Linked DNA regions of Homo sapiens: region 1 is linked to region 2. A link is a contact called in ENCODE Hi-C or POLR2A ChIA-PET data. All regions are on one chromosome and are shown on one strand. The core of a region is the stretch at or near the end of the contact, and the rest is flanking DNA. Distances in the headings are between cores, read along the strand shown. Region 1 holds the start of TAP1 (transporter 1, ATP binding cassette subfamily B member). Region 2 holds the start of H2BC4 (H2B clustered histone 4).

Region 1 (6,374 bases), core at 3,269-5,768, 6.7 Mb after region 2:
CATTAACCTGAAGGAAATATCAAGTCCCTGTCTCCTAAGTGACATCGGCAGGCTCAATAGGCAGACAGGAGAATGAACCAGAGACCCCATGGAGTCTGACTCAATGCACATCATGCAAGTCACAGTTATCTTCACCACCATCACCACTATCACCTTGTCTGGGGAGCATTTTACTCTTCACAAAAGGCTTTCATTCATGTGATGTCAGCTAATACATGAAGAGCCTTATAAAGAAGGTTATATCACTCCATTTTTGAAAAATGAGGAAACAACCAGTCGGGCGCAGTGGCTCATGCCTGCAATTCCAGCACTTTGGGAGGCCGAAGTGGGCGGATCACAAGGTCAGGAGATTGAGACCATCCTGGCTAACACGGAGAAACCTCGTCTCTACTAAAAATACAAAAAAAAAAAAAAAATTAGCCGGGCGTGGTGGCGGGTGCCTGTAGTCCCAGCTACTCAGGAGGCTGAGGCGGGAGAACGGCGTGAACCCGGGAGGCGGAGCTTGCAGTGAGCCCAGATCGCGCCACTGCACTCCAGCCTGGGCGACAAAGCGAGACTCCAGCTCAAAAATAATAATAATAAGTAAAAATAAACAAACAAACAAACAAATAAATAAATAAAGAGGAAACAGTCTCAGAGAAGGTAAATTTGTTGTCATGATCACAAGACAAGTAAATTGCATCATCAAGCCAGGATCTTCGGATCACTGGCGTAGCTCTCTTTCCAGTGCATCACAGATGTCCCTCATCCCTGGCTTCCACTATTCCCATCACTCTCACTAACAAATCTACAAGGTACCAGCATGAAGCAGTCCCAGGTGCAAGAATTTATGGCGCCCTGCACTTCCCCTGAGAGGCAAAGGAAGGCCCTAGGACTGGAAGACACGCATCTCTCCAATCCACATGGTTGGGTGGATTTTATGTACCATACTGAAAGGAAGCCACCTAGCATCTTTAAAGAGAGGGAGGGGGCTAGGGACACTGAGTAGAGTCATTGAGCCTCAGGTTGCTAGGACGAAAATACTGAACCAACCATTTCCCAGTAAAGGAGGAGTGGGAGCAGGGTCATAGGAATGGGAATGGAGTCACGGCATCTTAAGGACAAGGGAATGGGTATTCATCTTCAGGTGCTCACACTAGTGGTCCAGGAGTTGACTGCATAGGCCACAGCCTCCTTCTGGTTGAGTGTCTTTATTTCTTGCAGCTTTTCCCTAAACTTCTGGGCTTCGCCCTCCTCGTTGGCAAAGCTTCGAACTGTAGGCATGGCCGACAGAGCCTCAATGGCCACCTGGCTGGACTTTGCCAGAGATTCCCGCACCTGCACTTCCAGCAACTGTGGATACATGGACAAGAGATGTCACACGGGTTGGCAAACCATCAGGGACACTAATACCTGAGTTACCTATTTGGAAATTAAAGGTGAGAAGAGACAGAGGAAAAGGAGAAAAGAGAAAGAGACACAGCTATGCCCCTTGGATGCTAAAGAAATACGAGGAAGAGGAAAATGACTCAGAACGGGTTGGGGATCAAATTCTTAAAGACAGATTGTGGGGAGAAGCTAGAAAAGAAGACCCAGAGAGTATGGAGGTTAATGTTGAGCAACCTGGGAACATGGACCACAGGGACAGGGTGTTCCATGAAGATGGAGAATCAGTAAGGGTGCCAGGAAAGCTGGACTGAAAGCAATGTGAGAGGAACTGAGTCTGCCAAGTCTGGGAGATGAGGGTCTGTGTAGAGCGGGCCAACTCCATGAACATACCTGGTACCATTTTCCCACCTTCTTGGGCAGAAGGAAAAGCAGAGGCAGGGTGATCAGGGTGACCATGGTGAGGGACACTGATCCCCAGAGCATGATCCCCAAGAGACATAGGCCTCGCACCAGGTACCACAGAAATAAGCTCAGATTCTCACTCAGAGAATCACTCAGGGTGGACGTGTCCTCTGTTACCCGAGACATGATGTTACCTGCAGGGTTGGGGAGAAGAGAGTGAGGTGAATCAGACAGGTTCCAAGTGATGAGACGAACTAACAATGAGCCAGGATGCCAGGGTCAGGGGTGTCAACATGGGGTTCTAAGGAGGCTGCAGGAAACAAGGTTAGGGTTCTCCAGAGGTCTGCAAATCTCAGTGCAGGGAAGATGAGTGTTAAAGAGGAAAGGCCTGACCTTCATTTTAATTATAAAGTCATTAATGCACATGTGAATTTCCATTTTCCTGAAAGCTTTCTGTTCCCTAGAGAACCTGTATGTCCCATGCTATACACACAGGCAGGAAGAGCTTAAACTGGTCACATAACAGAGATGGAGGAGGAGGGTGCTGCTAGGAAGCATGCCAAAGTCTGTGGAGCACTCACTGGGACTAGGGTTCTAACCCCAGGTCTATCTCTAGCCATATGTAACTGTACAGCTTCTAGTGCTGCTAGAAAGCATGCCGAAGTCTGTGGAGCACTCAAGAGACCAGGGTTCTAACCCCAAGTGTGTCTCTAGCCATATGTAACTGTGCAGTTTCAGCATTTAGGGTCTTGGCCTCAGTTTCCTTCTCTGTCAGATGAGGCAGTTGGTCTCTATGAGCTCAAAATTTCCAGGTTTGAAATTCTATGGTTTCTATCTAAGGATACATAGGAATAGATTTATAAGAAAATGCTAGATGAAAACTCTAGGTTTTTCTTAAGGTAAGGAGGACAATATTTTGCTCCTGAGGTATATCAAGAATGAGAAAAACAATTGTGTGTGTGTGTGTGTGAGAGAGAGAGAGAGAGAGACAGAGACAGAGAGAGAGAGACAGGGAGAGGGTATATCAAGAATGAGAAGGAACAATGTGTGTATGTGTGTGTGAGAGAGAGAGAGCGGGGAGGGGGGAGATCAAAGCAGATGTATGAGGATATGAACAGTACATGGCGTATAATGAAAGAGTTTCAGGAGAAACCTGTCTGGTTCTGTTGGAAAAACTCCGTCTCCTGGCGCAGGACAGCCCCAAACACCTCTCCCTGCAAGTGGCTGTGCACGTGGCCCATGGTGTTGTTATAGATCCCGTCACCCACGAACTCCAGCACTGCACTATAAAGAACCCGGAAAAAAAGGGGATCAGGGTGTGTTCAGGGAACAGACTGAAGGTCCCAGGTATCCCCATATAAGTGCATTTCGGACAGCAGCCCCAACTTCCAACTCCCTCATTTGCAGGGTGCCCCATTTTCAGCCCCCAGACCTGGCTATGGTGAGAATGGACATGAGAGTTAAGTTTCGAGTGAAGGTATCGGCTGAGCCATCTTGTAGAATCCAGTCAGTGAGGCGGCCCGTAAAGAATGGAATGGCCATCTCCCCTGGAGAAAGAGAAGAGAGGTCACGCACAAATATTAAGTCTAAGTAGGTCAGTTCCAGTCAGACTGGCCCCACCACGCCTCCTCCCCCTCACCATTATCCTGGAGGGCATCAGCAGAAAGGAAACACTGACGTCTCAATCCCGAACCTAAATAGGCTGCCCTGGAACTCACTACCCTGTGGTTGCTCTACCAGAACTTTCAGGATTTTATTAGGAAGGCTGGAGATCATGAAGTAGAAAAGCCTCCTGTTAGAGATGAGGATGCCCCGCCCTTCGGCCCCAGAGCAAAGGATTTCCCCGCTTCCGGCGTGGCCCAAAGAATCAAGACCCGGTCAGCAATGGAGCCCAGAACCTCTGGCCCCCGCCAGTCCAGTGCCGTTTCTTCTACACCGAAGTGGTGTTCCAAGACCCACGCTAGGAGTCCTTCTCCTGCTCCACATTTCCCAGAACCCACGCTACTCTACCTTACTGACAATTACCTTTGATTCCTGTCCCAGTCCCCTTGTGTCCTCCCCTCTTGCCCTGCGTTCCCCTTACCAAGAGAGGAGAGGACCACCAGGACCAGGAACAGCGAGAGGCGGCGCGTCTCCGAGCCCAGGCAGCCTAGAAGCCGACGCACAGGGTTTCCAGAGCCGCCCTGACCGCCGGGCACCCAGAGGCTCCCGAGTTTGTGCCACAGGGCTGCTGCGGGCAGTGCCGCTGCATAACTGACAACGAAGGCGGTAGGGTGACTTCCCCAGTGCAGTAGCCTGGTGCTATCCGCGGACCCGGGGGCTCCCCATGAGATCAGCTCTCGGAACAAGGCAAGTCCCGGCAGGGCCAAGCCCAGTGCCGCAGCTAATGGCTTCAAAGCAGCCAGCCAGCCCTGGGCACCTGCGTTTTCGCTCTTGGAGCCAACCGTTGCCCTGAGGACCCCGCAGGCCCCCAGCCAGAGCACGGCCCAGCGGCTCAGGCCCACCGCCCAGACCCGGAGCAGTGGCAGCGCGGTGGGCACCAGCAGGGAGAATATGCGGGGCAGCGCGGTCCGGAGCAGCACCCAGTCGGCGAGAAGTAGCAGTACTGTCCCCAGCCATGCGAGAGAAGCTCCGGGGAGGCAGCGGCACCCGCGGGGAGCGGGACACCTAGAGCTAGCCATTGGCACTCGGACGCCGTCCCGGTCCCGGCCGGGCCTGGGACTCTCCGCGCCCCGGTGGGGCCTGAAGCTCCGGGTACCGCCGAGTCCTCCCCTACTGGCGGCTGGGGGAGGGAACGAGGGCGGGGCTCTCGGAAAGTCCCAGGAACAGGCTGATCCTGCGCTGGCGAGAAGCTCAGCCATTTAGGGGAAAGCGAAATCGAAAGCGGCCGCCTGCTCACTAGATAACGCCTACTTCCAAAAGTGGCCTGCCCAGACTATTTTGGTAGCAAGCGTGGAAATCAGATCTGAGAATCTCGGGAGCAGCCCTGGTGCCCAATTTTCTCCATCACGCACACCCTTCTCGCCTCTCCCTGCCTCCTGCCTTTCCACTTGCACCAGTTTTCCCACCCCAGCCTCAGGGCGGGGCTGCCTCGTCACTTGTCTCGGGGCAGATCTGCCCTACACACGTTAGCGCCGCGCGCAAAGCAGCCCCGCAGCACCCAGGCGCCTCCTGGCGGCGCCGCGAAGGGGCGGGGCTGTCGGCTGCGCGTTGTGCGCTGTCCCAGGTTGGAAACCAGTGCCCCAGGCGGCGAGGAGAGCGGTGCCTTGCAGGGATGCTGCGGGCGGGAGCACCAACCGGGGACTTACCCCGGGCGGGAGAAGTCCACACCGGGGTAATGGGTCTGGGCTTGAGGGTTGGCAGAGGGGTGGAGGAGATGCAGCGGCCAGGGGACCCTGGAAGCGCGCGCGGAGAAGTGAATGCAGAGACCAACGGGAGCGCAGGGAGGTCGCCTGTAGCAGCCAGCGCTTGCAACCCGCAATGAGCATAGAGTATTTCTTTTCTGAGGGGGGTCGTCTAGAGTGTCCGTGAAGGGAACAGGCACGCGAGGCTGGTGGAAAAAGCGGGTGCTTTGACTCTTAGCTGGAAGCGTCAACGGGAAGCTACTCTAAAGCGCTTTCGCTTTCACTCTGGTCCCGGACAGTGGGGGCTGGTTAAATCAAGAAAGGGGGTTGGGGATGGTGCAAAGAGATGAGGAAATGGTGCCCTGGGTGAAGTAGAACAGCACTTGGGAGAAGGAAATATAGGCACTTATTGAGAAGGACCAACTCATCACACAGACTTTTGATAAACTTGCCACTGGGCAACTCTTAGCCCAAGCACTGATAATGGGCGTTCTGTGTTAACTAGTGATGCCCTTCCCTAGCTTGACCCAGGAAGGCCTCTCCTTGGCCCAGATGCTGCCTTACTCCCTTCCCTGTGTCTTCCCTGCCCACTCCCATGTGCCCACTGGGGGGACTTTGCTTAGGATGGGCGCCTGGGGCAGATGGCAGCCCCAAGACTGGCTGGCTGGCTTCTGCTCTGGACTACTGCCACCACTCGTGGCTTGGGGGCGGCTTTGTTAGAGAGGAATAGCCTCTAACTTGAAGTTAACCCTGTTCTTTGACCCTCTATTCATGATAAGTCGGTCCGTCGGAAAGCATACTCAGAGGAGCGTCCTTTGGGGCCAGAGTAACTTACGGCCTGGTAAGAAAGACACAGTGAAACCACTTATAATTTGGGAAATCTCCCCTCACTGCCAAATGAGCAGTGGCAAGTAGGAAGTAGAAGTGGAAACAAGGGATAAGAGTTAGACCTGAATTTTAGTCCCAGGTCTACTATTAACTCTGTGTGACTTTGCATAAGTCGTTTGCATTTTCTGTGACTTGGTTTCCTCATTTGAACCGAGGATCTTTAAGGCTCCTTCCAACTCAATAGTAGAATAAATGTAGCTTTATCTTCCCTCACTTCTTCTTGATTCTTTTCTTGACCTGGAAAAGTCAGCTTAAACTTCTCAGTCAAATTATCTCTTGGTACAAATTTACCTCCCTGGCTGCTGAGATATGTATTTACCTCTTGATCGGAAATTCCATAACTGAAACTTTTATTTTCAACCATCTGTATGT
Region 2 (6,060 bases), core at 973-3,472:
AGCGGTCAGTCTGAATGGGAATAAGTGACCAGGTCCATTAGAGGCATAGAAAAAAAAAAAACCATTTAGGCCCGGCGCGGTGGCTCAAGCCTGTAATCCAGGACTTTGGGAGGCCAAGGCGGGCAGATCACCTGATGTCCGGAGTTCGAGACCAGCCTGACCGACATGGAGAAACCTCGTCTCTACTAAAAATACAAAATTAGCCAGGGTGTCGTGGCGCATGCCTGTAATCCCAGCTACTCCGGAGGCTGAGGCAGGAGAATGGCTTGAACCCGGGAGGCGGAGGTTGCTGTGAGCCAAGATCGCGCCATTGCACTCCAGCCTGGGAAACAAGAGAGAAACTTCGTCTCAAAAAAAAAAAAAAAAAAGAAAAAAAAATTTACTTGTGAGGGACTCTGGAAATTTCATTTCTCATCAGAATTTCTCAGATAAGTTATCTAGGCAAGGCAGCCTGTGATTGCACAGCAGTGTTCAAGTATAAGGCCTTGTCTGGCACCAAAGACAGGCCTTAGTTTATTTCCCAGGTGTGAAAGAAATTGCAGATTTAAGATCACACAGTCCTTATGTTAAATAACTGTAACCTAAATTACATGGTATTTAAGTTTGTAAAAATCTGCTTTAACACTAATTTTATTTATTGTATATTCCCGGTTTTTAATGGAGAAAGCAAACTTCTAGGTGCTAAAAACGTGTTCTAGACTTGAATAAAAAGATAGGTAGACTACGTCTAACCCTTCATCTTAAAATCTTTACCTGGAAAAGACCATGAGTAAAATACTTAAGGGAATGTGGAATTTCCCAGGCCACAAAGCGGCCTGCAGTTGTCTAGGAAGGGAGAGTCCTCTAGGAGATACAGTGTATGTGCTAAGTTTAATGACGTCTCCTCTTCATTCTCCCCCACCCAGCGCCTAGTCCTTACTGGCCTTCAGTTCAGTGTTCGAAGGCTTGTCAATTTACCCAGCAGTTAAGAGTTGGCTTCTCCTAAAGCAACTTTCAAACTTGTCTGCATGTTACAAGCCCCCTACGGAGATTTTAAGTTTCAATCAGGCAACACACCATTTATGGCTGACTGAGCACTGGGATTCAAGCAAAATTTGATTTGATTTGAATCTTGAATAAACCAGTTGAATAGAATAAGATGTATGAAGCAACATCTGGCGCAGTGCTTACATCTTTAGTTCTGTACTGCCTTAGTGTTGTTATCAAAACTGACGCATATTAGGTTAAAAGACTATTACCGGGGCAGTTGGAAACCCAGGAGACACACCCTTCAGTATACTACGAAGGTGTGCGCCACGAAAACAGAGGGGGAGTCCTTCCTTAGGCAGTTACTGCCCAGGTTCCCACTCCGGTCCGCTATGTAAATCAGAGTCTCAAAACAGCTTTCCCTCGATTGGTTAATATTTAAAATGACAGGACAGCCTATTGGCTAGAAGCTGGTGGCGAAATTATGACATTACGGCAACCGTTGATCCTGGCGACGTAGACAGGGACAGACAGCTGGGTCTGAAACCTAAGCGAGCCTGCGGTTTCTTCCGGGAACGCCGAGTTAGCAAAATGGCCGCTTGTCTCCATTTTAAATTTAAGCACAACGAATTGACCCCAAAGCCATTTTTAATGGCTGGCTTCTTTCGGGTTCAGGACCCTTTGTCCCTCTCTAAGCTGCAACACTTGTCCCCACCCCTCTCCAGTTCCTATATTCTAATACCCCTCCGCCGCCAAATAAAATTTGGCGTCTGGCCACAGCTCTTTTAGTGGGTATCTGGGTGGCTCTTAAAAGAGCCTTTGGGGTTAGGTGTTAAGACGCTTACTTGGAATGTTTACTTGGAGCTGGTGTACTTGGTGACGGCCTTGGTGCCCTCCGACACGGCGTGCTTGGCCAGCTCTCCGGGAAGCAGCAGGCGCACGGCCGTCTGGATCTCCCTGGAGGTGATGGTCGAGCGCTTGTTGTAATGCGCCAGGCGGGAAGCCTCGCCCGCGATGCGCTCAAATATGTCGTTAACGAAAGAATTCATGATGCCCATGGCCTTGGAAGAGATGCCAGTGTCGGGATGGACCTGTTTCAGCACCTTGTACACGTACACAGAGTAACTCTCCTTGCGGCTGCGCTTGCGCTTCTTGCCATCTTTCTTCTGCGCTTTGGTCACTGCCTTCTTGGAGCCCTTCTTCGGGGCGGGAGCAGACTTGGCTGGCTCAGGCATCTTAAAACACCAGAAATGTGTCGAAAGTAAAGAGCGGATTTCTGCTACTTATAGGGCTTTTATGCTAATGAGGGATGGAGAGTACCTCTTAGTTAATTGGAAGACAAACTGCACAGTTGTCATCCGTGGGCAGAGCTATGCAAATGAGGTATGAAAGTACAGCTTTTCTATTGGCTATCTGACTAGCATTTGCTACCGACCAATCAAAAAGTCGGATTTACTCCCCAGGAACTACCTATAAAAGCGGCCATGTTTTACATATTTCTTGATTTTGTTTGTTTTCTCGTGAGCTTAGGCCGCTGGTTTTGGTGATTTTTGTCTGATTGCAATGTCTGGACGTGGTAAGCAAGGAGGCAAAGCTCGCGCCAAAGCGAAATCCCGCTCTTCTCGCGCTGGTCTCCAGTTCCCGGTGGGCCGAGTGCACCGCCTGCTCCGTAAAGGCAACTACGCAGAGCGGGTTGGGGCAGGCGCGCCGGTGTACCTGGCGGCGGTGTTAGAGTACCTGACCGCCGAGATCCTGGAGCTGGCCGGCAACGCGGCTCGCGACAACAAGAAGACTCGCATCATCCCGCGCCACTTGCAGCTGGCCATCCGCAACGACGAGGAGCTCAACAAACTGCTAGGCCGGGTGACCATTGCTCAGGGCGGCGTCCTTCCTAACATCCAGGCCGTGCTTCTGCCTAAGAAGACCGAGAGTCACCACAAGGCCAAGGGCAAGTGATTTGACAGGTATCTGAGCTCCCGGAAACGCTATCAAACCCAAAGGCTCTTTTCAGAGCCCCCCTACCGTTTCAAAGGAAGAGCTAACCTCACTGCTTGTAGGTAGAAGGAAAAAAGGCACTAAGGTAAGTTAATTTTATGCCAACCTTGAGCAAAGCGTATTACTGCTTTTCGGTTTTTGGGGAGCGCTGTTACTAAAGGTTGGTCTGTTTGTATGTAATAGTAGGTCAGTTACGTACTATCATACTCTAAAGAAATATTCTAGTTAATGCTTTGTAAGATCGACCATAGTTAGTGCCTAACAGTTTACATGCAGGGATGCCTCGTGATCTAAACACTTCGTTGTGATTACTTTAAAAATGTAAATTGAAGGCAAAACTCTAACGTGTTGGTAACCTTGTTTGGTCCTCCGACTAGTCCCCCGTCTATTTTTTTCTCAATTTAGGCTGTAGGCAGCCTCACTTTCCTAATTCTGTGAGAGTTATAGGTCCCATTCCTGCTAAAGTGCAGAGTATATTACCTAAAAGTTAACCAGGGAGTTGAAAGGTGTCTGTAAAACAGACTAATGTCCCTAATGTAGAACGGTGCCTGACATGCAACTTACTCTTGTATTTTAAGAAGCTCAAGCGTCTAGGTTGCCATTACAGGCAGAAAAGGAAATAGAGTGGGGCCTGTGGCCACTCAAAAACCTTTGCTTTCTGCTCACCCCTCTAATCCTACCACTTTGGGAGGCCGAGGGGGCTGATCACCTGAGGTCACGACTTCGACACTAACCTGGCCAACATGGTGAAACACCTCTCTACTAAATAAAAATAATAAATAAAAAAATAAGTTGGGCGTGGTGGCACATACCTTGTAATCCCAGCTACTCTTGAAGCTGACGCAGGAGAGTCGCTTGAGCCTGGGAGGCGGAGGTTGTAGTAAGCCGAGATCGTGCCACTGCCCTCCAGCCTGGGCAACAGTGAGACACGGTCCCCCAAAAAAACCTTTGCTTCTAGGGATCTGGTAACAGCTGCCCCACCCACAAGAAATGGAGATCTGGGACCATGGACAAATTTCTAGAGACCTATTTTCCTGGATTCTGTGAATCTCGCCGAGGTTTTCTTCCGGATCTCGGTTTCTGCATTTTTTTGTTTGTTTGCTTGCTTTTTTGAAACGGAGTTTTGCTCCTGTTGCCCAAGCTGGAATGCAGTGGCGCGATCTCGGCTCACTGCATACAAACTCCGCCTCCCGGGTTCAGACGACTCTCCGGCCTCAGCCTCCCTAGTAGATGGGATTACAAGCGCCCGCCACCAGTAGAAACGGAGTTTCACCAGGTTAGCCGGGCTGGTCTCGAACTCCTGACCTCAGGTGATCCGCCAGCCTCTGCCTACCAAAGTGCTGGGATTACAGGCGTGAGCCACCGCGCCCGGCCGGTTTCTGCTTTGATCGGAATTAAGTGGGCAGAAAAGTCTAGGCGGGCTAAGTCTTGCCTATGCATCTGCGCCCAGCTGCTCAGACTGGCCAAACAGACCCAGTCGTTTAGTCTAACGCTTCTGGAACTCCACTGAAGCGTTTTGCATTGTTTCGTTTGGAGCCTTCAAATCCGAGTGTGTGGCAGGAGATAATAATCCTAGCAGAAGCTGTTTACTGCTGACGCGCCTCCCACTTCCCAGATACTGACACCGGCTCAGGGCGGATCCAGCCTTTTCCGCTCTTCCCTCCCTCCACCCCCTCCTTTCCCTACAACTACTCTCAAAGGAAAAGGGTTGGATGTCCCATTTGGGTGAAAACAAAGTGGCATAAAAGCAAATGATCACCTTTGATAGCCACATATTAGAATTTTCCGAGGGTATTTTTAAATTACAACGATTCTAATGGGCAGCTGGGCTGAGAATCATCAGATTTGAAGGTCTGGTTTCACATGGCTCTTGGGCTGAGAAGACCGGATTTTCCCCCCCCAGCATTTCCTGTATGTCCGAGAATTTCGATCCTAAGGTTAGAATTGCCTTATGGGCCTTGGAATCCTTTTTATTCACTGACCAAATTGCCTTTGATTCCAGCTCCCAATCGGTGTGTGACCTTGGCCTAGGGCTTAATCTCTTCCTACCTCCATCTCTTCCTTGTATGCTTTTGCTCACCTTGAAATGAAAAGAACCTGGCTCAGCAAGTGTAGATTCTGAAATCAGAAAACAGGCTGAATAAGAGAGATGGTTTATTAGGCACTACTGTGTGCCAGGCACATTTCATGAGCTTCCAGTATGTTAATTCATTTAATCCAACAATCTAAGAGATAGGTTTTATCCTTATTCCGAATTTTGAGATGAGCAAACTAAGAAACAGCTTAAAGAACTTAAGTTGTAAGGCCAGGAAAACAGTACTTATAACAGCTGACTATTCTATAACCACACCTCCTTAAGAGATTATTGTCAGAAAAATAGAAAGAGTAAAACATCCATACATAATGGGTAAACTTTGTCCACATACCAGAATGTTACTAATGGCTTTCTAACCTCTGAAGAATTTAAGGGAAGGAGGAAAGGTAATTTTCCCCAGGGAATCTACACGAAGAGGTAAATCTTGACAATGTATTAATACTGTAAACCCAGGGAAAAAAAGCCAGTACAATTTTTATTTAGGGTGTGGCAAATAAAACAAAGGGACACGTGAAAACATGGCTCAGTAAAGAGCTACAAGACTTGGTGCAACTGACTTATTGTGGTGAGTGAGAAAAGGAGAGAGAGAAAACTTGAATTTCAATTCTTCTCTCTGGGCTCCAATAACAAGATTTTGTATTCGGTCTATTTAGTAGTGAATGATACATTGTGTTAAGTTTGTTAACCTAGAGGCTTTCATCTTAAGCAGTACTTAAGATGTAGACCCCCTCTTATTCAAATACTGATAATCAGCATAGAACTTGGCATACAAGAGACACTTGGCTGTTGGGCATTGAGAAAATGTTGAACTGAATGAATCAATGACTTAGGCAGCCAGGAAGCACTTTGTTGTAGAGAGTTGGTTTATTACTAAGGAAGACATTAAGTATTAAATATTAGACTAATAGGTTGCTAATAGTGTTTTCTCTTTCCAATAGAAAATGTCTTCTGAGGCTGATCTGGTGTCTCACATCTGTAATCCCAGCACTTGGGGAGGCTGAGGT

Evidence for each region. A loop is a pair of places that touch in the nucleus more often than their neighbours do. ChIA-PET counts read pairs that join two places held with the same protein, here RNA polymerase II (POLR2A). Pooled maps may share reads with other maps.
Region 1: a pooled map shows a loop between it and region 2 (4-fold over the local background). The contact joins the promoter of TAP1 here to the promoter of H2BC4 in region 2. A Hi-C loop is called at or near these places in 3 of 50 pooled maps. POLR2A ChIA-PET finds 5 or more read pairs at or near these places in 2 of 52 experiments (CD8-positive, alpha-beta T cell and OCI-LY7).

What each region holds. Positions count from the first base shown.
Region 1 is chr6:32,849,186-32,855,559 of GRCh38, forward strand. TAP1 (transporter 1, ATP binding cassette subfamily B member) reads right to left here and starts at 4,519. Exons shown (of 11, transcript NM_000593.6): 1 at 3,854-4,519; 2 at 3,203-3,317; 3 at 2,924-3,054; 4 at 1,759-1,964; 5 at 1,135-1,332. The coding sequence starts at 4,451. It overlaps PSMB9 (proteasome 20S subunit beta 9), which reads left to right and starts at 5,007. Exons shown (of 6, transcript NM_002800.5): 1 at 5,007-5,104. The coding sequence starts at 5,045.
Region 2 is chr6:26,121,704-26,127,763 of GRCh38, forward strand. H2BC4 (H2B clustered histone 4) reads right to left here and starts at 2,223. Exons shown (of 1, transcript NM_003526.3): 1 at 1,764-2,223. The coding sequence starts at 2,201. The coding sequence ends at 1,821. H2AC6 (H2A clustered histone 6) reads left to right here and starts at 2,469. Exons shown (of 1, transcript NM_003512.4): 1 at 2,469-2,987. The coding sequence starts at 2,530. The coding sequence ends at 2,922. RefSeq lists enhancers at 330-1,014, 1,015-1,700, 1,148-2,347, 1,396-2,135, 2,379-3,578 and 5 more and a silencer at 2,007-2,372.